Linked DNA regions of Mus musculus: region 2 is linked to region 1. The links are chromatin loops, found by intact Hi-C in ENCODE. Cell type or tissue: heart. All regions are shown on one strand. Links, peaks and the distances in the headings refer to the core of each region. The heading gives the core; the rest is flanking DNA. Region 1 holds the start of Pcbp3 (poly(rC) binding protein 3). Region 2 overlaps Pcbp3 (poly(rC) binding protein 3).

The links. Hi-C counts contacts between places; a loop is a spot of excess contacts. Peaks named below come from ENCODE experiments on the same cell type or tissue, not always from the same donor. Only the 100,000 strongest peaks of a DNase experiment are listed, where the experiment ranks them.
Region 2: a loop joins it to region 1, with 4 times the contacts of the local background. A loop is called at or near these places in 4 of 42 quality-filtered maps.

What each region holds. Positions count from the first base shown.
Region 1 is chr10:76,955,521-76,967,286 of GRCm38, forward strand. Pcbp3 (poly(rC) binding protein 3) reads right to left here and starts at 6,427. Exons shown (of 16, transcript NM_021568.2): 1 at 6,228-6,427. Gm35664 (a long non-coding RNA gene) reads left to right here and starts at 6,621. Exons shown (of 2, transcript XR_380584.1): 1 at 6,621-6,655; 2 at 6,856-7,082. It overlaps Gm35721 (predicted gene, 35721), which reads right to left. Exons shown (of 5, transcript NR_168652.1): 4 at 10,840-10,930; 5 at 9,572-10,461. In heart, for the core only: a CTCF peak has its summit at 6,388; DNase peaks (open chromatin) are centred at 5,801, 6,501, 8,661 and 9,221; H3K4me3 peaks cover 2,388 bases; H3K27ac peaks cover 2,384 bases; H3K27me3 peaks cover 585 bases.
Region 2 is chr10:76,900,815-76,912,580 of GRCm38, forward strand. All of the region lies in intron 1 of Pcbp3 (poly(rC) binding protein 3), which reads right to left. Among named protein-coding and RNA genes, the nearest start is that of Pcbp3, 55 kb to the right of the region's middle. In heart, for the core only: no CTCF peak of the experiment used is centred there; DNase peaks (open chromatin) are centred at 1,937, 2,467 and 5,237.

The sequences.
Region 1 (11,766 bases), core at 1,579-9,578:
CCAGGCATTGTGGGACATGCAAGTGGATTTCTGAGTTCAAGGCTAGCATGGTCTAGAGAAAGTTCCAGGACAGCCAGGGCTACACAGAGAATCCCTGTTTTATAAAACAAACGAAACAGAAAATTCATTCACACCATGTGTGAAATTCGGTCTGTTTCAAAAGTAGCATTGCAGATCACTGGGAAAAGGGTGATAATAAATGGTAATTGCACAGTTAGGCATTTTTTAAAAAATTCTAAAAGCAAACCTCTACCTCACAATGCATATAAAAATCAATTCCAAGTAAAATATAAAAGCCAAATATTTCACCTTTTTAAAAAGAAAAGTCTGTCTTATAACTTTCAAATTACACAGATTCCTCAAAAAAGGCCCAATAGCCACAAATCATAAAAAAAAAAATGGATGAATTTGGCTACATTAAAATTAAACATCTATTCATCATAGCAACATTTTTAAACTAATGATAATAATAATTTTAATAATCGTGGGATAAAAGTAGAATCAAAAATATGTAAAGAACTCCAAAAAAGGCACAAGGGCACAAATCAGGCAATAAATAGATAAATGATATAAGATTACAATTTTTAGGGGAAAAAAATCCAAGTAGAGAAAAAAAAAAAGGGAGATGGGGTGGTAAAAATCATCACTCACTAGTAATCAGGGAAATACAAATCAAAACTGTGAGATATTTCAGACCTACCTGATTGGCAGCACTATTATCTAAAGATTAAAGAATGCCCGAGGCTGGGAATCAAGCTTTTGGAAAGTAATTGACACCAACAACAGGGGCTGCGGCCCATGGTCTCAGTGGTGTGCACGAGGACAACTGTCTTCCAGGGGCCCAGCACAGAGCAAAGGTGAGCCGATGGAGCATGGCACTCTGCAAGCAGAGGCTGAGCCAGCTGCAAGGACTCCGGAGACAGAGAGGAATTCAGGTCACACAACACTGCCTCACATACCCACATCCTGTTTGGGAATAAAAGCAGGCATCACAATCATGTTGACTTGGGGCAAACTCCCAAACAGCAGGAATCACCTCGTTTTCTAAGGCCAATCTCACTATGTGACTTTCTCCTGAAACTTGACAGCTAAGAATACACAAAACGGTCCCAGGCTACATCAGTTTCCTGACCCTGCTGCCGCCGCAGCCGATCTCCACAAGCATGTTAGCTTAAAACATCACCCTTGGTTACCCTACAGTTCTGGAGGTCAGCAGACAGAGTCGTGTCCCACTAGACTAAAATCTAGGACTGGGCTCCTTTCTGAGACCCTTCCTCTTCTTTCCTTTTTCAGGGGCTGCTACATTCCTTGGCATATCCTACTTTGCCCTCAAAGCTAGTGATGTAATCTAAAGCCCTCACCTCACATCACTCTAACACTGACTCTTGTGTTTCCCTCTTCCACTTTTAAGGATGCTTGTGACAACCCAGGATCACCTCCCTATTTTAAAACCAACGGATGAGCCACCTTTTTCTGTCTGCTACCCAATTCCCCTGCCAAGCAACACAACACATCACAGGCTTTGGCATGAGGGCATAGTGTCCGGAAGCCATCATTCTCCTTACCACACAGCCCATCCCTAACTCACCAAACATACACACACACACACACACACACACACACACACACACACACACACCCCAGAATCCCAACTCCTTGGGAATACCCATACACATACCCTCCCACTTCCATATCAACGCTGTCTTCCAGTCACACTAACCTCCTCATCTTTTTCTAATCAACTTATTCCATCTGTGCCCAGACATTTACAACTCATCCTTTAAGGCTTAGCCCAAAGGCTGCTTCCCTCTCTGAAACCTTTGGATTTTCCAAGCTTATCGCCCCTCAGCATACCCAGCAGGCTGCTCATCCCAACAGCATCACAGTGTAGCCACGTGCAGCCACCTGTTTACAATTTACATGCTCTTCCTCAGTACCAATGAGGGACCCTCTATGACAAGAACTGTTTCACTCCCACAACAAGCTCCCAAATCACAACACAGGATTTAGCAAGAATATGCGTCCTTGTTTTAAGTTTCTCAGAGTACTCCTGAAACCTGGATGAAAAGGGAATCCCATAAGAAACACAAAAGAAACACCATAAGAAACTTAGGACCAGACAACCAGTTCAGGTAATTATTCCAAAACCCAAAACCATCTTCTCAGCTTGATGCTGATGATGAGCAACCTTTCTTTACCTGGTACCCAACCGCCCTGGCAAGCACCATAACACACGACACTTACCACTGTGTGAAAAACTGTATACAAGTGACACCTATCATTTCTTACTGCTAACCTATGCAACAATTCTAAAAGAAACCAACAAAATTATCCACAAGAGAAATAAAGACTTTATCCGGTATGGTTTACATTCCTCAAAGTTACACACACAACATTAGATGTTGCTCACCATGAAGTGAATGCTTGACAGTCACCAAGACTCACGTTCTCAGCCTCTCTCCAGGGAAGGCTGAGAGAGGTGTGAGGGTGTTACAAGTGGCACTGTTTAGGGACACGCTGCCCTGAGAACAAATACCTGTACATATTGCAATCAAGGGCCCTTTTTTGTTTGATGTTAGTTATTAAGAAGACACACACTTGTTTAATTTTAATGCTCATTACTTGACATCCCTAGCCCAAAACTCCCCACCTGGAGAGAAAAAAAAAATCACTTAAAAATGAGAGACAATTGTTTGTTAAATGGAACCTATTATTCAAGTCCAGCAAAGCTATCCTGCCTAATTTTTCTTTAATAATGTGAATTCTGAAATTATTTTAAATACAATTCCAAAACCCATTCTCATGGAACAGAAAGTTTGAAGGAAACCAGGGATATGGGGGTGGGGGGGGACACACACGACTGGTTCAGTACCATGGACAGCGGACCCACAACTTGTCAGAGTCCTCACTATGGAGGCTAAAGGCTGCCCCAAAATCTACAGCCTTTCAGCAAATACTTAGAGTGAGGCAATTTCAATGTGTGAGCAGGTGTTTTTATTATATTCCAAAGCACTCGTCTCCTTCACCAAGGGTATATACAACATACATCTACCAATTTCCTTCAGACATCTCATTTACAATAAAGCTCTGAGGTTTCTGTGCACACAGAAATGACTTTGCCCCGGACACACTGGTATAGATCCAGAACTCACAGAAACAGATACAAAATCCAACCTCTATTGTCTGAACCGTTCCAAGGACCTGATGGAACTTTTACAATTTACACGCGCAGCAGGCTCTCCGGTATCCACCAAGGCGGAAAGGACAGCCTCTTTAAAACAGCTAACATGGCCTGGTTCAGCGGTACATGCCTACAGTCCCATCATTTGGAAGGCTGAGATAGGAAGAAGATCTCAAGTTTCAAGCATGTCTAACCTGTGTCGCATTGGCCATATGAAGCCAAGAATAGCCATAAATGTGGCTCAACAAACTTTAAAATTACAAACTTTAGAATATTATACAATTTTTTTAGGATTATTTTGTAACTCAATCGTGAAATTATTGAGCGCGAAAAACTTTATAGATGATAATGCTGTCTCACAGTGACGTGCTTGGAACTTAGGCAGATTTCTGAGTTCAAGGCCAGCCTCGTCTACAAAGTGAGTTCCAGGACAGCCAGGGCTATACAGAGAAACCCTGCCTGGAAAAAAAAAAAAAACAAACCTGAAAAACTCATCATAAATCTATGCGAATTTTCTTCTACCTACAAAAGAACATTACTGGGGCAACACCAGCTCTGAATTCCAGACATAGTGTCTGACCCTTTCCATTCTAAAGACCCTGTTTCTAACAAACTTATTTGACTACTGAGTGAGTCTGTCTTCGCACATGTGCACACAGACAAGGCAAAGTACTCCTGTGAGGAGAGAGATGGTGGCCAGAGGACAACTTTCAGGAATCAAGTCACTCTTTCCACCAAGGGCTCCAGGGACTAAACTCAGATCATGAGGCATACAAAGCAAATGCTTTTACATGCCACGCTGTCGCACCAGCCTGGAAACTTCTTTTCCCAAGCTTTACAATACTAAGCTCTGACTGTGTGCATGAAGTTATATAAATTCCAAAGTGTGTGCACTGAACAAGCATCGTGTTAATATTGGTACCTACACACAAGCAAGAGAGGCTTTGGAGAGAAGGGAAGGCCTCAGCTGAACTTGTAGCTAGAAGATGGAGCTTGCTGAAGGACCTCAAGTCTCAAGACCACACGTGGAGATCCTCCAGCCTTTCTTAAGTTCCAGCCATCTCCAGAGAATACTGATGTACACACACCCCTCTCTGGAGCAAAATGGTCGTATCAGATGTTAGATAATGAACTGTCTTTGTTGTGGGGACTGGGGGTCTGTTCTCCGCAGAGACACAGCCTGCAGTTTTTCTGGAACTGAAATCACAATTAAGTCCAAAGAAGAGAAATGGGCCACAAGTTTGCATCAGAACGGGAACTAAATTTCAGGAAGGCTGTATTAGAGAAATGGGCTCAGAGGGAGAGTATGGATGCTAGCTCTGCAGTCTGGCCTCCAAGGGTCTTTCTCCAAAGCCCTGCCACCCAGAATGCCTTTTGGTGAGGCACTAAAAACCCTTCTCGCCGGTCGTGGTAGAGGCAGAGGCAGGCGATTTCTGAGTTCGAGGCCAGCCTGATCTACAAAATGAGTTCCAGGACAGCCAGGGTTATACAGAGAAACCCTGTCTTGAAAAACCAAAAAAAAAAAAAAAAAACCCTTCTCAACCTACAGTGCCATCGGTTCGCATACAAAGCTAATGAGATTTAAAAGTCCGTAGTGCTGCAAAGAAAAGTAAAAAGGAAATAGCCAATCCTGGGGCCCACCTTCCATTAACTTAAAATTCTCCTATACTAACAACATAGTGCAGAATAAGAAGCCAGACAACTTCACACTTCTACTAAACAAAACACTTTGGGGACAATAAGAAACAGTTCTGGAACACACCTCTTTCCCAAAACAGAAAATACGGCCATCAGAGAGAGAGAGAGAGAGAGAGAGAGAGAGAGAGAGAGAGAGAGAGAGAGAGAGAGAGAGATTGAGAACCGGCGCCTGTCTAGTCTACCTGTTCAGGCTCTAATGAATGGTGCGGGGAAAACCTGAGGAGAACTGAGAGGAAAGAAGAAAACAGAAGACCACGGTGGAGGGGAGAGGAGAAAAGGCCGCACCCTGCCCTCGCCCCACATCCATCCTCTGGGCTTCCTTTTTTTTTCCTCCCCAGCTCGTCTCAATCACAAGACATCCGTCTAAGCCTTGCAAGTCCCAGTGAGATCACAGCTATTGTGTGTTGACCCGAAAGCCTGCAGCGTAATGTGCCCACTAACAACTTCTGAATTTAGGGAGGGAGTAAAGAGGCCTGGGTTTTCCTGAGTGGCTCTACCCCGACCCCCGACGTAGGCCAGGGCCAGTTACCGTCAGACTTTCACAAGGACCCTAGGCCGTGCCTGAATCCAAGAACAGGCAAGACCATGCAGAGCTGGAGAGTGAGCCCCTCACTGGAAACTTCTGTCTAGGACCCTGTTCTGGCCCCAGCTCCAAGCCCAAGGGGCTATCAAGAACTACTCTATTCCGGGAGCCCGACCCTCGGCCCCACACTTCCCCACCCACCCACCCACCTCTTTCTCCCTCTCTCTAAGTAATTCCTGCCTCAGCCTAGGACCCCGGTCACAGCCTGGGAAGCTGCTTCCCTTGACCCTTTGCTCAGCCTGATACACATGCCTCTGGGATTCCCATCTTCAGTCCTCCGACCATCGCTTTGGCCTGGGATACCCCCACCCTGCTTTAAGCCTGGGACTCTGCACTAAGCCCTGGAACCTCAGCCTTGAGCCCTCAGAGCTCGGTACTCAGTCCTAGATCCCCGCCCTCAGCCTAGGACCTTGGTCTTGGCCTGGGACCCCTACCTTCAGCCCGGGACCCCCGCCCTCAACCTGGTACCCCCTATTCTCTCCCAGGACCTCCGCCCTCAGCCTGGGACCCTCACCTCAGCCTGGAATCCTCGCCTCAGCTTGGGACCCTCGCCTCAGCCTAGGATCCCGGCCCTAGTACTGAGATCGCCAACCTCAACCCTTCCCCCAGGATCCCCAACACCCCAGCTCGAATGAAGTTTTCTGACTGCGAACTGTCCGGTCCTCTGGCCTTTGGAGGGGTCTCGGCCGGCCTGGGACGCGGCATGCGAGCTACCTCCGCGCTGGACCCCCCCACACACACTTCAACCCGCCGCCACTCACTCACCTGCCCCGCCGCGGACAGGGAGGCCGCGGACCAGGTAGAGCCTATGCTGCCGGTCGGGTGGGGCAGAGGAGGCGTACACGGCGCGACGCGAAGCCCGATGCGACCCAGCGGCGGCCGCGGCGTCTCCTAGCTCAGGCGACGGTAAGCAGCGCCTCGAGCTCTGGCCGAAGCACTGCGCGCGGCGAGGACCCGCCCCCTCCGTGCAACCAGCCACTCCTGCGCAGCCCGCCGCCTCTGGCCCCGCCCCCGCTCAAGGGCAGGGCCTGAGAAAGCGGGCGCCGGGAGCCAATGGAGCTGCGAAACGGTGACCATCACAGCCAATCAGGGCACGGAAAGCTCTCCGGCTAGAAGCCGTTTAGCGTCGAAGGGCGGTTAGGGTTGGGCGGGGCCCCACTCTGGGGCTGGGAGGAGGCGGGGCTTCTGGAAAGGTTAGTCAACTGGCGGGGGCGGGGACAGTACGGGGCGGGGCCAGGGCCGGGCCTGGGGCGGGGCCTCCAGAAGGCTAGAGGGAAGGGAGTGGATGCTTGGTTGTGAGATGGCTGCGGGGCCTGCATCCTCTGCAAGTGTTTGGCACACGCAGCTAGCGGGAGACTGCAGACACCCAGTCTCGCACGCGCTGATATTCTAGGGAGGTCAGTTGGACCCACAGCCTTCGCGACTATGTGGGCCTGATCCGTTGACCGCAGCCCTTCGCGGGTGCCCCTCTCTGCTTGGAAGCCTTTGAAAGCCAACACAGCCCAGACTGTAGAACTTGTGTTTAGGTTCTGGGCCTGCACACCTGTCCACAAGCGATTCAAAGCCGATGGAAGAACTGGCTGTGGTAGTGGCTGTGGGAAAACATGTCATGTTGTTGTTGTTGTTGTTGTTATCTTTTGTGCACCTTTCCTCAGAGGTGTCCTGCTCTATTTTGTGTCAATTAACTATCGTTTTCATCGGACTAAACTTCCTTCATCTGATTGCTCTCTATTAGCTTAGGCTTATTCCTTTCTGCACACCACGAAGGTAAAGGAACCAGGCCAACTTGTAATTCCAGTACTGATAGAAGCTGCGAGTCCTGGGAACTCTGCCTTCCATCAGTACCTAGATACCCAGGAGCCCAGGGTCATCCTTCCTGGCTTCCTGAAGCAACCTGAACCAGCCAGAGAAGGCCTCTTTGGACTTGGAAATCAAGCTTTGCCCTTCATAGGTGGAGAGAGTGATCCACATGTTTACCTCCAGACTTTCGAGAAGCATCTCTGGGAAACAGAGTTGCTTCTTTGTTGTCATATGAACAGACGGGTGAGCAGAGAAGTGGGTTGAGGGTGACATTCTAGCTGAGATGACAAAACTCATCCCGCCCTGAGCCTCAAACCCACCAATGACTCACTTCGGTGCCAATAACGATATATCATACATGCAAAGGGGTGTATACATAGCTCTGTCCCCTCATCCCTCCACCTGTTACAATCACGATCTCTATGGTAGAGTCAGGAAGACTCCGTAGGTCTGAAACCTCACCATAGTAACCAAGTAGCTCTTGGGAATGCCCAGAGTCCTGTGAGTATGATGTCCTGGAATCCACTCTGAAGGGAAAAGTCCTGGTCCCCTGTAGCAGACATATACAGTAGTCACTTGGGATCGATGAGTCAGAAAGGAGTGTGCTCTTATTTGTCTTCAAACATAACCTGTGTGATTCAATGACAACCTCTGAAAAGAAAGGGCCTGGGTCCGGGCAAGCAGGAGCTGTCAAAAGCCTTACCCAGCAGCTAAGTGCAGCTGCAGCAAATCACGAACCTTTACCTGGAGAATCTAGAGAGCATATGGACAGCCTTATCGCACATTACTACACCTTAGCCCTGTGCTATGGTAGAGAGGAGGGCGGAAATTTGGAGGAGGGCATGTCAGGTAGCATGCTAGGAGTCCCTGAGACAAGGACTTCCCCTAGGAGACGAACACAAGGGATTGACATTGAACCCAGCAGCAGTACCCAGACCTAAACCAGGACTTGAACTAAGATCCAAAGTGTCTCCAGGATCAGCTCGGGCCATCGGCCTCCTGGGCTCTGCACAGTGGCTCCGGAGGCTGGAGCTGCATTAGGCTCTGTCGAAGCACCCCCCCCCTCCAGATTACAGGTTGCCAGCCTCCTACTCTACTCTCCAGGAGCCGTGGGGTTTGGGGGGAGGGCTCAGCTGCCTACATCTCCTCCTGGAAGACACACTTAGTCATTAGGAGAGTAATGATAGTGTTTTCAAGGCAGTGTGTTGGACCCTAACAACTTTCAATTATTTCCAGTTCCTGCCAACCCTGGGAAGAGAAAAAGCGGTTCATCTCGGAGCCCCACCCTTGACACGAGAGACAATTGAGTAGGCTCTTCCTTCCATATCCCAGCAGATCTTTGAGAGCTAGGGCAGGCAGCCCCGCCCCTTGGCTGTGTGGCAGCTGCTTGACCCATTACCCTCCCTCCACACGTCCCGCATCCCCTCCGAATGCAGGCTTCCTGCCTTCCATTAGCACTACCAGTAGCTGTCAGCGTGGTCCTTCCCAGGAGAAGTGCACCCGGGGGCTTGCATTTATAAATAACTCCATGGTATCTTGTTGGGGTGTGGAGAGTGGGGAGCAAAGGAACCTTGTAATTATCATCTGCTTACTGTGATGTCAGACCAAGCCCTAGGAAGTCTCTGAGCACTTGGTCCTCCAGATTGCCGCACATGTCCCTGCCACCAGAGAGCTGGGGGACCACAGTTTCCAAAGGCTGGGACATCTGGAGGGGTGGATGTGGAGGCCCCCTTTAGCTCCACATTAGATGGCGCAAAGTGCCGGTAAAATAGTTACACACAGAAAGCAGTCAAGACGGTAATTAATGTCAATTCCTCTGAGACAAGCAGGCCTCCCCCTCCCCCCTCCCCCCTGGTGGAACACAGCCCAAGCCCACACCAGCTCAACAGCTGCAGCCCCTCCTGTTCCTGTTCAGGCTGTCAGAGCTACGGGTGGGCAGAGAGCAGAGGGACAAAGTGTGGGGCAGGACCTGAAGTGGCCTCTGCTGACCTTCAGCTGGACTCCACTTCCTTGCTGAGCCTTCCTGGAGCAAAGGACCCGCCCGACCATCAGAACCACCCTCTGCACTAGGCCAGGAACAGGAGCAGACACCTCACCTAGTGGAAAACCAGAGAAGCTGTACATCTAAGCCCCTCTTGCTGAGGGGCGCATCTCTAGCTGTTTCTACTACTAACTCCTTCCCTTCACCAAGAGAGCTGCTGTGCTCTCTCTCTCAAAAAAAAAACCTGCCTGAGCTAAGCAGGCTGCTCTTAGAGAACTCTGGGAGCCGGGAGGGTGTATAGGGAAAATCAAAAGACAAGAAGCCAGTGCTGTATTGGATAGCCTGTTAAAGAACTACAATCACCAGCAGCATCATAATCACAAGCATCACCACCATCACCATCATCAAGACTGAGTCCTAGACCTACCTTGTTTAACTTAACCTGGTTAGTCCTGAATCTGATTGTTACTGAGTGGGCCAATTAAGGGGCTCTCTTCTCTCATCTTGCCTCACTGCCCAGTGTGAGAGGCAACAGCCACATGCGACAGCCACATGCTGCCCTCACTTGACAGGATCCTGTCCTTGTGACCGGGGATGGAGTGCTACAGAGGCTGCTCTCACTGAGGGGCCCCCAGCAACATGAATTGAAGCCACATTCACCCAGAGACCTCCAGGGGAAAGGCAGAGAGAGCCTCCAGTTCTCACAGACACAATCTTCTCTCACAGCTGGTGTCGTAGCTTGTGTCTCCCTCCTTCCAGGGCATGGTTCTGTGAAAGTTGGTGCTTTCTGCATCCTGAGAAGGCTCTGGTCACCTTTTACCTTCCCGTATTCCTCCGGCCCCAGTCCTAGAGGAATCCACAGTGAGCACAAGGACTGGGGACCAGCACTGCATTACTGCCTGCAAGTGGCTGTGCTTTGCTGGATGTTTCTTCTACAGGCAGGGAAAGAGTATCAGGGTCAGGAACATGGGTCCAGCCAAGCAGGAAACCTTACAGGGTGAGGAAAAAAATGGCTGGCCATCGGTGACTCGCGTGCAGCTTCCAACACCCAATTGTGAGAAGGACCTGGGTAGCACAACTCGCTGTCCCCAGTGGATGACAGCTAGTGCTGTCTTCCGGCTCTCGGCACTCATTCCCAGAGAAAAGTGAATCAGCAGCCTGCCTTGAAGTAGTTCCTCTGAAACAGAGACTTCTTAGGCCTTGGAACCTGCATCACTGCTGGAGAGAGACAGAGACAAAGAGAGGCAGAGGCAAGCAAAGACAGACAGACAGACTTCCTCACTGCAGTCAAGCAGTTCCAGTCTCCTCCTTTTTATAAGCAAGGTTTCTTATGTGTTTGTGTAAATGGGAGAAAAGCCGAGTCTCCGTGCATGCCATGTGGAAGCAGAGCCCCCCCCCGGGGTCAGTGGGGCTTTATTTCGGGAAGACTTTCAGTGCAAAGGCAGCCAAACACCCCTCCCCTTCTCTGTGCCTCAACTGATGCCATTAAGACTAAAATTAGAACCACTCTCTGTTTTAGTCATGAGCCCCGTGGCACCCACCATCCTCCCCCTCCCCTCCCCGCCCCAAACGTCCACTAGGTAATTAGAAAGATACCGGAAGGGAAACGCGATGTTTCAGACTCCAGATCCTGAGGAGAGGCTGAGCGGACCAGAGAGGGCAAGAGCCACGCGTGACCCCGGTTTACCTGCACGCAATTAAGGGTCAGAACAGACTTTCACTCTCGCGTGCTGCTTTTTAAAATTAGAGGCCTCTTAGACTTCAACTGATGTGACTGTCTCTAAGATCCACGGAGGATTTAAACACGTAGGACTATTCAGACGATCCCTATAATAGAAAGAAGCTGGCTGGGAAGAGGTCCAGCCCTACCAAGACTTTACCAATTTTTCTCGGTAAGTGTGGGTACAAGCTACTTCTTCATAATCAATGGTCTCCAGAGGTTTAAGGTGAAAGTTCAACAATATGAATGACGAAAAAAATAAGCCTTGAAAAGGGAAAGTTACACGCAGGGTACACAGGCCGCACAGGGCGAACAGGCCACGCTAGGAAGGAACACATTGGGAGCCTAGGGGGCCTTCCCTTTCTCTCCCAATTACAATTTCCATCACCATGATCCTGGGTCCAGCAAGTCCATGCCTTCAGGATCCTGACCTAGCCAATAGGAACTTGTCTGACCCCCATCGACGAGGCTAGGCAACAAAGCAAACCATTAAGAGATCTACAGGCAGGCTGGAGAGAGAGATGGCTCGGTGGTTAAGATCTTGCACTGACTGCCCTTCCAGAGGTCCTGAGTTCAATTCCCAGCAACCACATGGTGACTCACAAACCATCTGTAATGGGATCCGATGCCTTCTTCTGGTGCGTCTGAAGACAGTGATGGTGTGCTCACATATACAAAATAAATCTACAGGCTTTCACCCTGGTTCCCTTCCTGGACTCACATCTGAAGAAAATGCCATAGGGAAGCTTCCTCCTCCATAGTGACAGTGGCGATCACGTGACATCCACCACGGCCTCCAGCTC
Region 2 (11,766 bases), core at 1,236-9,235, 55 kb before region 1:
CTTTTTCCCCAAATACTATGGAGCGCTCTCTCTCTCTCTCTCTCTCTCTCTCTCTCTCTCTCTCACACACACACACACACACACACACACACACACACACACACACAGAGTGCAACAGTCACCATGCTGGAGAACCTAGAAGCACATCCCCAGCATGTGTTCAGGTCCACGTGTCAGTGCAAAGTTGGGCTGACTGTGTGCTTCCTTATGTGAGACAAATGATGCTCCCATGTTGCCTTTTCCCCAACCCCCAGGACCCTGAACCACCTGCAATGGACCCCAGCAGAGGTCAGTAAAGAATATTCTGAAAAAAAGTCAAGGGCATCAAAAATAAGAGTGAGGGCTAGAGAGAGAGCTCGCACTTAGGGACACTGCTGCTCTTCCAGAGGACCTAGGTTTAATTCCAAGAAGCCAAATGGTGGCTCACCATAGTCTTAGGGACCCCACTTATGGCCACTGCAGACACTGCACTCATATGGTGCTCAGGCATATATGCTGGCAAAACATCCATACACATAAAGCTGGGGAGGGAGGGTTGTGTGTGTGTGTGTGTGTGGTGTATGTGGTGTGTGTGTGTGTGTGGTGTATGTGGTGTGTGTGTGTGTGTAGTGTGTATGTGTATTTTGTGTATATGTGAATGTATGTGTATGTTATGTGTTTGTGGTGTGTATGTGTATATGTTGTGTGTGTAGTTTGTGTGTATGTATATGTATAGGTGAATGTTGTGTGTATATGTGCATGGTGTGTGTATGTGTGCAAGGTGTGTGTATGTGTGTATGGTATGTGTGAGTGTGTGTGTGTGTGTGTGTGTGTGTGTGTGTGTGTGTGTACCTTTCAAGAACAACAAAAAAGGGGAGTGTGAGAAGCCATTACCTTCAGGAAGGTCTCTAAGCAGATGGGGATGACCTGTAATGTGCCCCCTGAATGGGACCTTGGAAGAAGGAAGAACAAAAGAAGGAAACTGAGGAACCCTCAAGAACAGATCTTAGTAGCAGTGCCTCTGTGGTGGTGGTAACCAGGACAAGTGTGCTTTGCCGATGTCAAATAACAACCTGGATGTGGGGTATGTAGATTTTTCTCTATAATCTTTGCAATGGGTCTAAGAAGCCTACAACTCTAAAATAAAACATTTAAAAAAAAAAACAACAACAAAACAAAACAGGATCAAAGAAAAAGAGGCAGGTCCCTGTCTACTCCTAGAGGGAGAAATGCAACTTTTTCACAGCAGCATCAAATCCTGAAAACCTGTCACAGATGACAGGGCAAAGGTGTGTCCACGGGGGAGGTGTGTCCAAGAGGCAGCACAGCTCAGAGCTGTTATATGGGGCACTGGGTTACTCGTAGTATATTTAAGAAGTTGTATTTTCTCTGCCATAGTATGGGATGTGCTTAGTCCTAAAAGAAGCAAAGAATACAACCACTGACTCAAAAATATTGCTTAATTCCAATGATGAATATTCAGCTTAGGACACTGAACATGAGAGACAGAGAGAGAGACAGAGACAGACAGACAGACACAGAGACAGGTTGATCAATTTTGGACACATGAAAACTCTTGACATTAGTGGGTCACAACCTCATGAAGTGCCTCTTGGTGAGTACCTGCCACATGTGGTGTCTTCCTGTATACTGCTATACCCCTCACACCAATTCACCGGATCTGAGACCACTCTTTCCTCTTCACAGATTCACAAACTAAGGTACAAGACTGCTAAGCAGTTTGCACAAAAGTCTTCTATCTAGCAAGCAAGGGAGCCAGCCCATCTTTGCAACCATACTTCCCAGGTTGAGGCTCCACGGTTCACCCTCAGGGTTCCTCCCTCTGCCTGTAGCTACAGTGCTGAAGATGTGCCCAGCGGATCTGCCACACAGCCACGCCCATCCACAAGCAGAGCTCTCTAGACAATGAACATTTCCTTGAGTGGTGCAAAGGCCCCTACAGGGACAAAGGGTTCTTCCTACCAGAGAAAGATCAGGCAGTGGCGTCTGGAGTCCGTCTTGAAACAGGGCCAGGGCCTAAAAGCTTCCAGAGCCATATGAGTCACACCCATCAATATGCATTAGCTCCCGGATGGTACCCTTCAGGGGTGTTTCTGAGCCAGGCAGGGATTAACCCTTTTCTCTACCAAACTCTCCCTTCCACATGCTGTGCTGACTGGCTTTTCTGGCTCTACTTAAATGAGACTGACCTTTTCACTAGCAATAATAAGTTACATTACAGTTTACAGATGGTCCCTTCACTCTATGTCCTAAACATGTAAGCTTCTGAAAAACAATTCCAAAAGTCGTATAATGTCCAAACCTCAGGTGCTGTCCTCCCTGACTGATTGGCTAAAACTGTGTCACAAATACATCCCACAAGCAATGTAATCTGGGCTAGACTTTGAAAAGCCCTCAGATTTCCCCCACCAGATAGCCACAAGCCTGAGGACACCTTCAGGGTGGCCAGAACATGACTCATCTCCTCAGTGAGGCAGGCTGCTGTTGCAATCCACCCGGATACACACACACACACACACACACACTATAACCCTAAATATGTTCCTTTCCCACAGGGCTAGACTAAAACTCTTTCCAAACACCAGGCCTGTAAATAGTGTTGCTCATGGAGCCATAGGAAGAAGCATGGAGGACGAGCAGGGTTCAGGCTTCCCTGAGCCAGGCTCACCTTCTCAGTCCTGTCATTTCCAGTAAACAGGGACTTTGAAGTCAGAGAAGCCTGTGGAAAAACTTGGCCCAGAGGGACCCACACATCTCGGCCATTCTAAGCCTCGGTGTCCATCTCCCCTGTGAGCAGCCAGCTAACTGCCCAGGGATGCAGAAGCAGTGTTGGGATGATGCTGGGATGAGGATAGGATGAGGATAGGATGAGGATGGGGCTCTGGACCTAAGCAGATAATTAAGCACAGAGGCTCCTGGCACTTCCCTTCCTACACTCTCACAGGAGCCTAATAACAGCAAGCAGACAGTACACAGGAAAGCAGGACCCTCCCCTCCTTCAGAACCTCCACTGCACTCGAATATCATGACCCTAATAACCTAAACTGTACTTGGCAGCCACCCTCTGGAGCAAATCTGATTACATCTGCAGAGCATCATGTGTCTGAGCCAGAGCCTCTCATAGCATGGACATAAAAAGTACAGACTCCCCATCCCCATATCTACTGGATCTAGATCTCGATTTTTAAAATTCAGGAGACAGGCTGGAGTGATGGCTCAGATATTAAAAGCACTGAGTGCTCTACCAGAGGACTTGAGTTCGATTTTCAGCACCAACACAAAGACTGACAACCATCTGTAACTCCAGTTCCAGGGGATCCAACACCTTCTTGTGAACTCCACAGACAATGTGGGCACATGGGCACAGAAACACATGCAGAAAAACACTCACACACAAAACTCAGTAGGGATTTGTACACGTTAGAGTTTGAGACGCTCTGGCCTCTGAAGACAAAGCAACATTCCTTTCTGGGGCTTCTATTGGACTCAGTGCCCTGCTCTTTGGATGGGTGCTCCTTCCTTCTTCCCCTTCCTTCCTTCCTTCCTTCCTTCCTTCCTTCCTTCCTTCCTTCCTTCCTTCCTTCCTTCCCCTTTCTTTACTCCCTCCTCCTTCTCCCTTTCCTTTCCACTTTTTCCTTCCCTTCCTTTCTTTCCCCTTCCCTGTGATAGCTGGGAATGTGCACATTCAGGTACCAAAGTGAGCCAGGGTGAGCCTCAGGGCTAGCACCAAAGCTTCAGAGATCAGATAAGCCACCTGGGCCTCACAGCCATAAGCGCCTCCAACCATCTCTTACCTGCCCCTTCTGCTGATGTACTAAAAGGCTTCCTCATGTCACTGTTCGTGCCCCCTGGACCAGAGTTTGCTCATGAAGTCAAAAGCATCCTCATTCTACAGCACTGACAGGTCCCGGGGGAGGGACAGGAGGAATTATAAGAGGGGTAATTAGTTAGAAAGAGACAGGAACAGAAAGTGTCGGTAAAGAGCTGGGAGCACAGAGAAGCAGGGAAAGGAAAGCCTGCACTGTCAGGGGAGTGACCACGTTTAGGACTCCGCCCTGCAGATCAGTGGCTTGAAGACAGGCAGGTCAGACAGTCACCAACACTTCCAGATGCTAAAGTTATGGGGTCATACCAGTGGGTATGAGCCTCCCACCCCCTAGAAATTCTAACTTTCCAGGCTAGAGGGTATGGCAAAACTCTCCACTCCCAGGAACTTTCCTGTTCCAAGAAAAGGAAAGACTTGCTTAGGCCCACTGAGTCCAGTGTTCTGCAGTCATGGGATGGTGGATCTATAAATATAAATAGACCGTACTGGCAACTCAATGTCTGCATGGTGGTAGTCTATAACACATACAAGTAATGGTCATTTCTGATACCGAAGTCCACAAATGCCCAGCTCACTGGGCATGCTCTGTGCTCTCACTCCAGGGTGGACTCAGTAAATGACACTGTGGCCAGCTCAACATCTTACTTCTGCCTCCTGGGCTAATGGCAACGAAGAAGGTCAGTCAAGGATGGCTGACATGCTGTTTTTGTGTGGCATGTAATTAAGAATGGTTTCTAGGCTTTTAAAAAGCTGAAGGGGAGAGAAATAGATGAGCCTACACATGACCACACAAAAGCATATGCAGATCCCTGGTCCTTGGTAGTCCCAGACAGCTGACATCTCCAGTAAAGGTCCACTTTGGCAGCCACTTCCCCTACAAACCAGTTCTAGAAACCCCTGCAATGCCTCAAAAAGTAAAGTTAAGTGGAAGTGGGATGTCAGTTTTCCCAGGAATCTCCAAACAAAACAAAAATAGCCATTAACTATTGGTCCCTAAGGAACAGCTAGAGTTCATTGTCTCCATGCCCACTGAGGATGGTCCAGCCAAGTGAGGACCCAAAGAAGCTATATAGTCCAGTATCTATGTATCTATGTAGTCCAGTATCTTAACTGGTAAGAAGAGCAATGTCTCACCTTCAAAGCCACCTGCTGGAACCAAGAATCCAGTCTGGGTCCAGCATCGACCTGACTAGGAGACCTCTGCTTCTAAGGATAAAGCCCTGAGCTCCAAGGCATTTCCAGGTTTGGTATAAACAGCAACATTATAGAAACACAGGAAGGAGCCAGGCTTTCAGGAAGCAGCCTAAGAGCATCCGCACCCCAAGCCCACGCTACACAAAACAGCAGCTGAGTGCTCCTAAGGAGGACTGGCCGACCGGAGAGCTTTCCTCACGCCCAGTGGAGTGGCCCTCGGGACTCCAATCAGTGCTCCAAAGCAAACAGACACCCGCCCCGACAGCTTGTGGGAAGTTAGCTAGAGACCAGGTTCCAGAAACCAAAGAAGGCAGCATTTGGTTATCTTCAGCCCCAATTGCTGTAATGTATTCCGCAGACAGCGCTCTCTGTGCCGTACACCTGCACTATATCACACCGCTCTGTAGGTCATTTGGCTCACAAAATTGATTTAGGAGAGATTATTCAATTCCATTTTACATTTCATGTTTTGGAGCCGTGCCAGCAGCAACTTCGGTTCTTGCAGAGGTCAGGAAGCCATGGACGAGGCGATCCCTTACCATCGTAAATGGAACTCCATATTCTCTTATGAATTTCCTGTCAATCTTCAAATTACTTCAAATACAATTGCCCTTCACTTAGACAGTGTTTTATGTCTCCAATCCTGCCTGCATCTGTCCGCTATCCCATTACCTCCTCCATGGCACCCAGCACTCTCTCAGATCTCCTTGAGGCGCCTGTCTTGGGGACAGCGATAGGGATGGGAGGGGCACTTCCGGCAGCCTCTCCTCTGCAGCTAGCTAGATCCTTAATCGCACCAAACAAAGGCTCATATATCTTGCACTTTTAAAAATGTCTGCTTCAAGGGGGCCAGCAAGATGACTCAGCAACAAAAAGCACTTGCGACTCAACTGACGAGCTGAGCTCAGTCCTCTTAGCCGACATGATGAACGGAGAGAAAGCATTTTTCCACAAGTTGTCTTCTAATCACACAGCGAACACTGGGCCAATGAACACAAATTCTGAGTGTCATGAGGAGGCCTCTTAGAACTCAGGTTAAATATCATGTGTGTCATGACATGGACACACACACATGCAGGAGCACACAAATATGGACATGCCCCACACACGTGTACATGTGGCCCACACATATGCCATAAGTAAATGTAAAAAAAGGATTTTCAATTTTATATAAAATTGCTCTTTCAGAGACTCAGATGCAGAGAAGACAGACAGACAAATAAGAAGAGAACTATGTAGAGAAAAATGAGATCTTCATGAAGGGGGATGGAGATGAGAAAAGGCGATGGCAGGTTCAATAATAAACATTAAAAATCACTACAGCAGCCATCGTTATGTATTCTGTATATAAAGAAAATTAATATGAAATTGCCTTAGTGGGGAAAAAACTCCTGCCAGTCCTACTTTCGTCCTGAGCACCACCCACTTCCTTCCTTCCTGTGGTGGATCCATATTGTGTGATGTGCTTCTCAATGTGAATGTGGGTGGCCAGGGGTCAAGGCTGAGATGTCATCCTCAGTTGCTTCTCCACCTCAGATGTGCATGCCGCCACTCATGGCTTTCATGTGGGTGCTGGAGAACCAAACTCAGGTCTCATATTTGCCTACTAATCACTTTACCCAAGCCGGGAGTTGTGGCACATGCCTTTTAATCCCAGCATTTGGGTGGTAGAAGCAGGTGGATCTCTGAGTTCAAGGACCCATAGAATCAGTTCTAGGACAGCCAGGGCTACACAAAGAAACCTGTCTTGAAATTAAAACAAAAAACAAAACAAAACAAAAAAACAAAAAAAAAACATACACAAAACCACTTTCCCCAGTGCGCCACTTCCCCAGCCTTCCTTAACCTTCTCTGCAGCTGCAGGAAAGCTATGAGCTACCTCAACAACCAACACTGTCAGCTGTCAGTCAGTCATCAGCACTGTCACCAGGACCCTCCCTCCAGCCAGACGTTGCTTCCCTTAGGCAAAGCCTGCCTTTACCTCCAGAAACTCCACACTTCCAAGGCCAGTGCCTCCTGACGCCACCTGCAAACTTTGATCTAGCCTTGCCCTGGGCATTGGAGTCTGTATGCCCTGTCCATCCACCAAGTGTTAAGTCAGTCCTAAACTGATTTACCGCATCCTAACCCTCTGCTAAAACCAAACTCAAAACAGCACTCACTGCTGGCTCCCCCCTGACATGTTCAAGCTGCAACCTTGGGCCTCCTGCCTCTCCATCCTATGGCTCTGCATAGCCAAGGGATTTGGGGATTTGTTTTTGGTTTTGTTGTTGTTTAGTTGTTTGGTTGCTTGATTGATTGGTTTGGTTTGGTTTAGTTTAGTTTTGGGTTGTTTAGTTTTGTTTTTGAGAGCTATGGTTTTTTTTATCAACTTTATTTAGTATCTCTACACCACCACTCCACACTTAAAATATTTATTTCTTTTTATTTTTTATTCTTCTCTCACACATTACGTCCTGACCAGTTTCCTCTCCCTCTACTCTTCCCAGTCCCACACATACACACCTCCCCTCCTCCCCAACATCTATTCCTCTTCCATTTCCCTTAATTTAAAAAAAAAAAAAAAGAGTAGGTCTCCCAGGGATATCAAACAAATATGGCCAACAAATTACAGTAAGAGCAGGCACAAAGCCTCATATCAAGGCTAAACAAAGCCACCCAGTAAGAGAATAAGGATCCCAAGTTCAGGCAAGAGAGTCAGGGACACCCTGATTCCTAATGATATTCTCTTATACGCTTGGATTTGTGTCTAGCCCAGTTGTCATTAGAGAGGCACCATCCAGCAACTGATGGGAGCAGATGCAGACCTACAGCCAAACACTAGGCAAAGCCAGGGGAACCCTGTGGAAGAGGGGGAGGAAGGATTGTAAGAGCCAGAGGGGTCAAGGACACCATAAGAACACAGCCCACAGAATCAACTAAGCCAGGCTCACAGAGACTGTATAAGTCTGAGCTAGGCTCTCTGCATACATGTTATGGTTGTGAGTGTTCTTCTTAGAGATATATCCGAGGTTTTAAGCAGGCCCTGAAACCCCTGCTTCAGACCACACCTAGAACCCACCCCCCTCCCATCTCTACCGCTGTTACCCTAGAAATCATCGCCATCACGCCTTCCCTGAGCTAATGGAAAGACCACCTAATAATAGGTTCCACCTTCTCTCCCAGTCCCCTGGAATAGCAGGCAAAGTCATCCAGTGAGGGACGAGTCCATTCATAATCTCTAAATAATCCTGCAATGGTTTCCTAGTATATCCAAAGAAAAGCTGAATTCTCCCATTGGCCTTCTCTTCCTGTCCTCAGACGCCATGGCCTCTCAGTCACGTGACCTGCCTCTACTTTGCATTTCTCTTTTATACCATCAGTATGATGCAGCTCCCATTTTGTAACTATGCTTTGGATTTTGAGGTAGCCATAAATCCACATGCTTTACATACCCTTACCTGAGTTTCCTCCTAAGACAACGTTAATATCAAAGCCACGGTATTAACACTGGCAGTTACAACTCAAAACCATCCTTCAAGGAAATGTCATGATGCTCTCAGAGCTATAACCACATCCCTCCAAAAGCTGTTCCATAGTCCTTCACAACCTCTCATTGGCTCTCTGTGTCCAGAACGTTAATTTCAATGACACTGAAGTAGGACGTTCAGTATAAATCCTTGGAAATCAATTTTTCCCCAGTTTACGTTCCTGGGATTCACTCTATTTGTGTTCAGTCCTTTTCACTGCTGGCTGGGCACAATGTCACAGGTGTGTTTATCTGTTGATTTATTTGTCCCTCCAAGAAACAACACCTACCCAGGCCTTCCCCAGTTTCTGGCTACTTCAATGAACATACTGTCGATAGTGTGTGAATAGGTTTTCAATAAAGAGAGCTTTCATTTCTCTGGGACAAATGCCCAAGAGTTTATATAACTAGCTTATGTGGCGGTAGCTGCTGTTAGGGTTTTAAGCACTAGCTGTCCCATGTCACAAACCAGACAGCAATGTATGAGGGATCTACTTCTATCATGTGCTATCGTTTGCTGTTATCACATTTTTTTTATTTTATCCATTCTGGTGTGTGTGTGTGTGTGTGTGTGTGTGTGTCTGCATTTCCTAAAGAGTGGATTATCTGGAAGATGTTCTCACTTGCCATGTGCCATCTGTAATATCACTTGATAAAATGTCTCAAATCTTATATTCTATTTCTATTAAATCCTTTATTTTGCTGCTGATTTTGAGAGTTCCATACATTATAGAACCTGTTTCCTCTGGTATATGATTTTTAAATATTTTCCCTACATAAAATTATCTTCTCATTCTTTGAACATAATCCTTTTTAATTCTGAAGGGATTCAGTTTATTTTTCTCCTCCAGGTAAAGTTTGAGTCAAATATAGAATTCCCTTATTCTTTTCCTTGAGTTTTAAACGTTGGTATTTTAGATTGAGTCTGACATCTAATTTGAGTTAACTCTGTAATGAAGTGAGAAACAGACTGAGGGACAAATTTTCAACCTGTGAAGGATTGTTCTAACACCATTTGCTGGTATGGTCATCCTGCCTCCATTCACTTGCTTTTGAACTTGAGAAACTTATATGCAGAAAACAGTATCTGCAGGATCTGCTATTCTGCCCCACAGATGTATATATGTCTATCTTTTGAGCAGTACCACAAAATCTTCACCACAGAGCTATAAAGTAAGTCTTGGAGGGGAATGGTGGTGCATGCCTTTAATCCCAGCACTTGGGAAACAGGCAGGTGGATTTCTTGTGTGTCCCAAATCATCTGGTAATAATACATAGTGAGACCATGTCTAGGAAGAAAAAAGTTCATCTTTAGGGTAGACAGAATTGTCTACACTTCCTTTTCAGTTTTACCTCAGCTATCCCTGCTACTCTGCTTTTTATATAATAATTTTTTCATTCCATGAATATTGTATGTCTCTCCATTAATTCAGATCTGCCATAACTGTATCAGCATTTTGAAGTTTTCAGCCTGCAAGTCCTATGCTTTTATGCTAGATCTGTAGCTAGCTATGTCCTCATTTTCCAATGATTGTACACTATTTTAAATTTGGTGTCCAGATGTTGATGATGCACAAGAATAAAATTAATTTTGAGTTTATCTTTTATTGTAAAAATTAATGGATCACTAAGTAGAGTAGGTTGTGTTGTAGATCCTGGGGATTTTCTACATAATCACACATCTGCAGATAACACATCTGTTTCTGCGTGTGCCCTGCCATCCTTGTGATTATTAAGTACATCTTTTAAAGTTTACAAACAGATCCCTCACTTCCACTAACTCAAAAGCAAAAATATCATCATGGTAGCATCCATGACCTATTAACAAGAATCCCCCACTTTGCTGTTTCCCACCTATCTGATATGCCAACCATATTTAAAAAGTGTATTTACAATTTTATTTGTTCTGCTACTATACAGAATTCATGGAATTCTTACCACACTGGGACATGGAATATGAAATAAACTAAGTCTGTGTGACCAAGCAATGATCCTTCATATTTGATTCAGGAATAAACTTTCTCTTGTCCCCTTTGAGGTCAGAGCTGTATCTTTTTACTTTAACAGTAGTCTCAATATAGGAGTCCAGAATCCATTTTTCACTAAAGGAGACACCAGGATGAGAGCCAGGTACCAGCATGGGCCCGTTGGGCCCAACCATCCAGGGTTCCTACCTTGAGTGGATATTGTGAGTGGACCTCTCTTGGCTTAAATGATGATCTATTTGTTTATTCCATGATGATTTTTACATTCTACTTGTTAGGTACCTTTTTTTGGCTGCTTTAAAAGCATTTGGTTTGAAGTATCAGTGTGGTCTGTTTGCTTTGAAAGCATTTTGGGGTCTCACCGTTGACTGTTAATCCGCTAACATTCTGTCCTTTTTCTCTAGCTCCTCATCCAATATCTGGGAAAGGATCTGTGAAGAAAAGCTGGTACTCCTATTCCAGCTAATTTTATGTTTGGTAAGTGTATCTATTCAACTTACAAGTGTTTTGTTTCGTTTTGTTTTTTGAAAGGTAGCTGAACATCTGCTCTGCAGTGGTTTGCATGAGGACATCATTGGTACCACTGTTTAGGGGGCTTACAGAGTGTGTCCTTAATGAAGGAAGTATGTCACCAGAGATCAACGTCAAGACTTTAAAGACCCACACCACTTCTATTTCCCCTCTGCTTCTCTCTTGAGGATGAGATGCAAACTCTTGACTTCCTGCTACCGCCACCATGCCTGCTGCTAGCCTCCATGCCTGCCGCTAGCTGCCACACTTCTCCAGTGTGATGGCCTGGAAGCTCAAATAAGCTCTTCCTCCTCTATGTTGCTTCATGTCATGCTGTTTTCTCATAGTGACAGAAAAGTAACAAATACAGGATCTAACTTAAGAGAACTTGCCTTTATAGCTTGATTCACTCAATAGGGAACATTATTTAATATCTCTAAACTGTTGTTGCTGTTGCTGTTGTTTGTACGCTTTACTGAACATCGTAATAGAATTTTTTAAGACATAATGAGCACCCTCTTTAACTGGGATTTTAAAACATCTAAAGACAACAAACAATAAATTTAGCAACTTACAAATTAAAAAAAAAAACTAGGAACTACATCTAAATTAAAAGTTGTTAAAAATAGGAAATTATTTTTTAAAATTTAGGGTTATATCATAACTAAAGGTAAATTTTGAAAACTCTCTCCTTAATTCTCTAATCTCATTTGGTCTGCTGAGCCCTTGCCCCTTCCATCCTT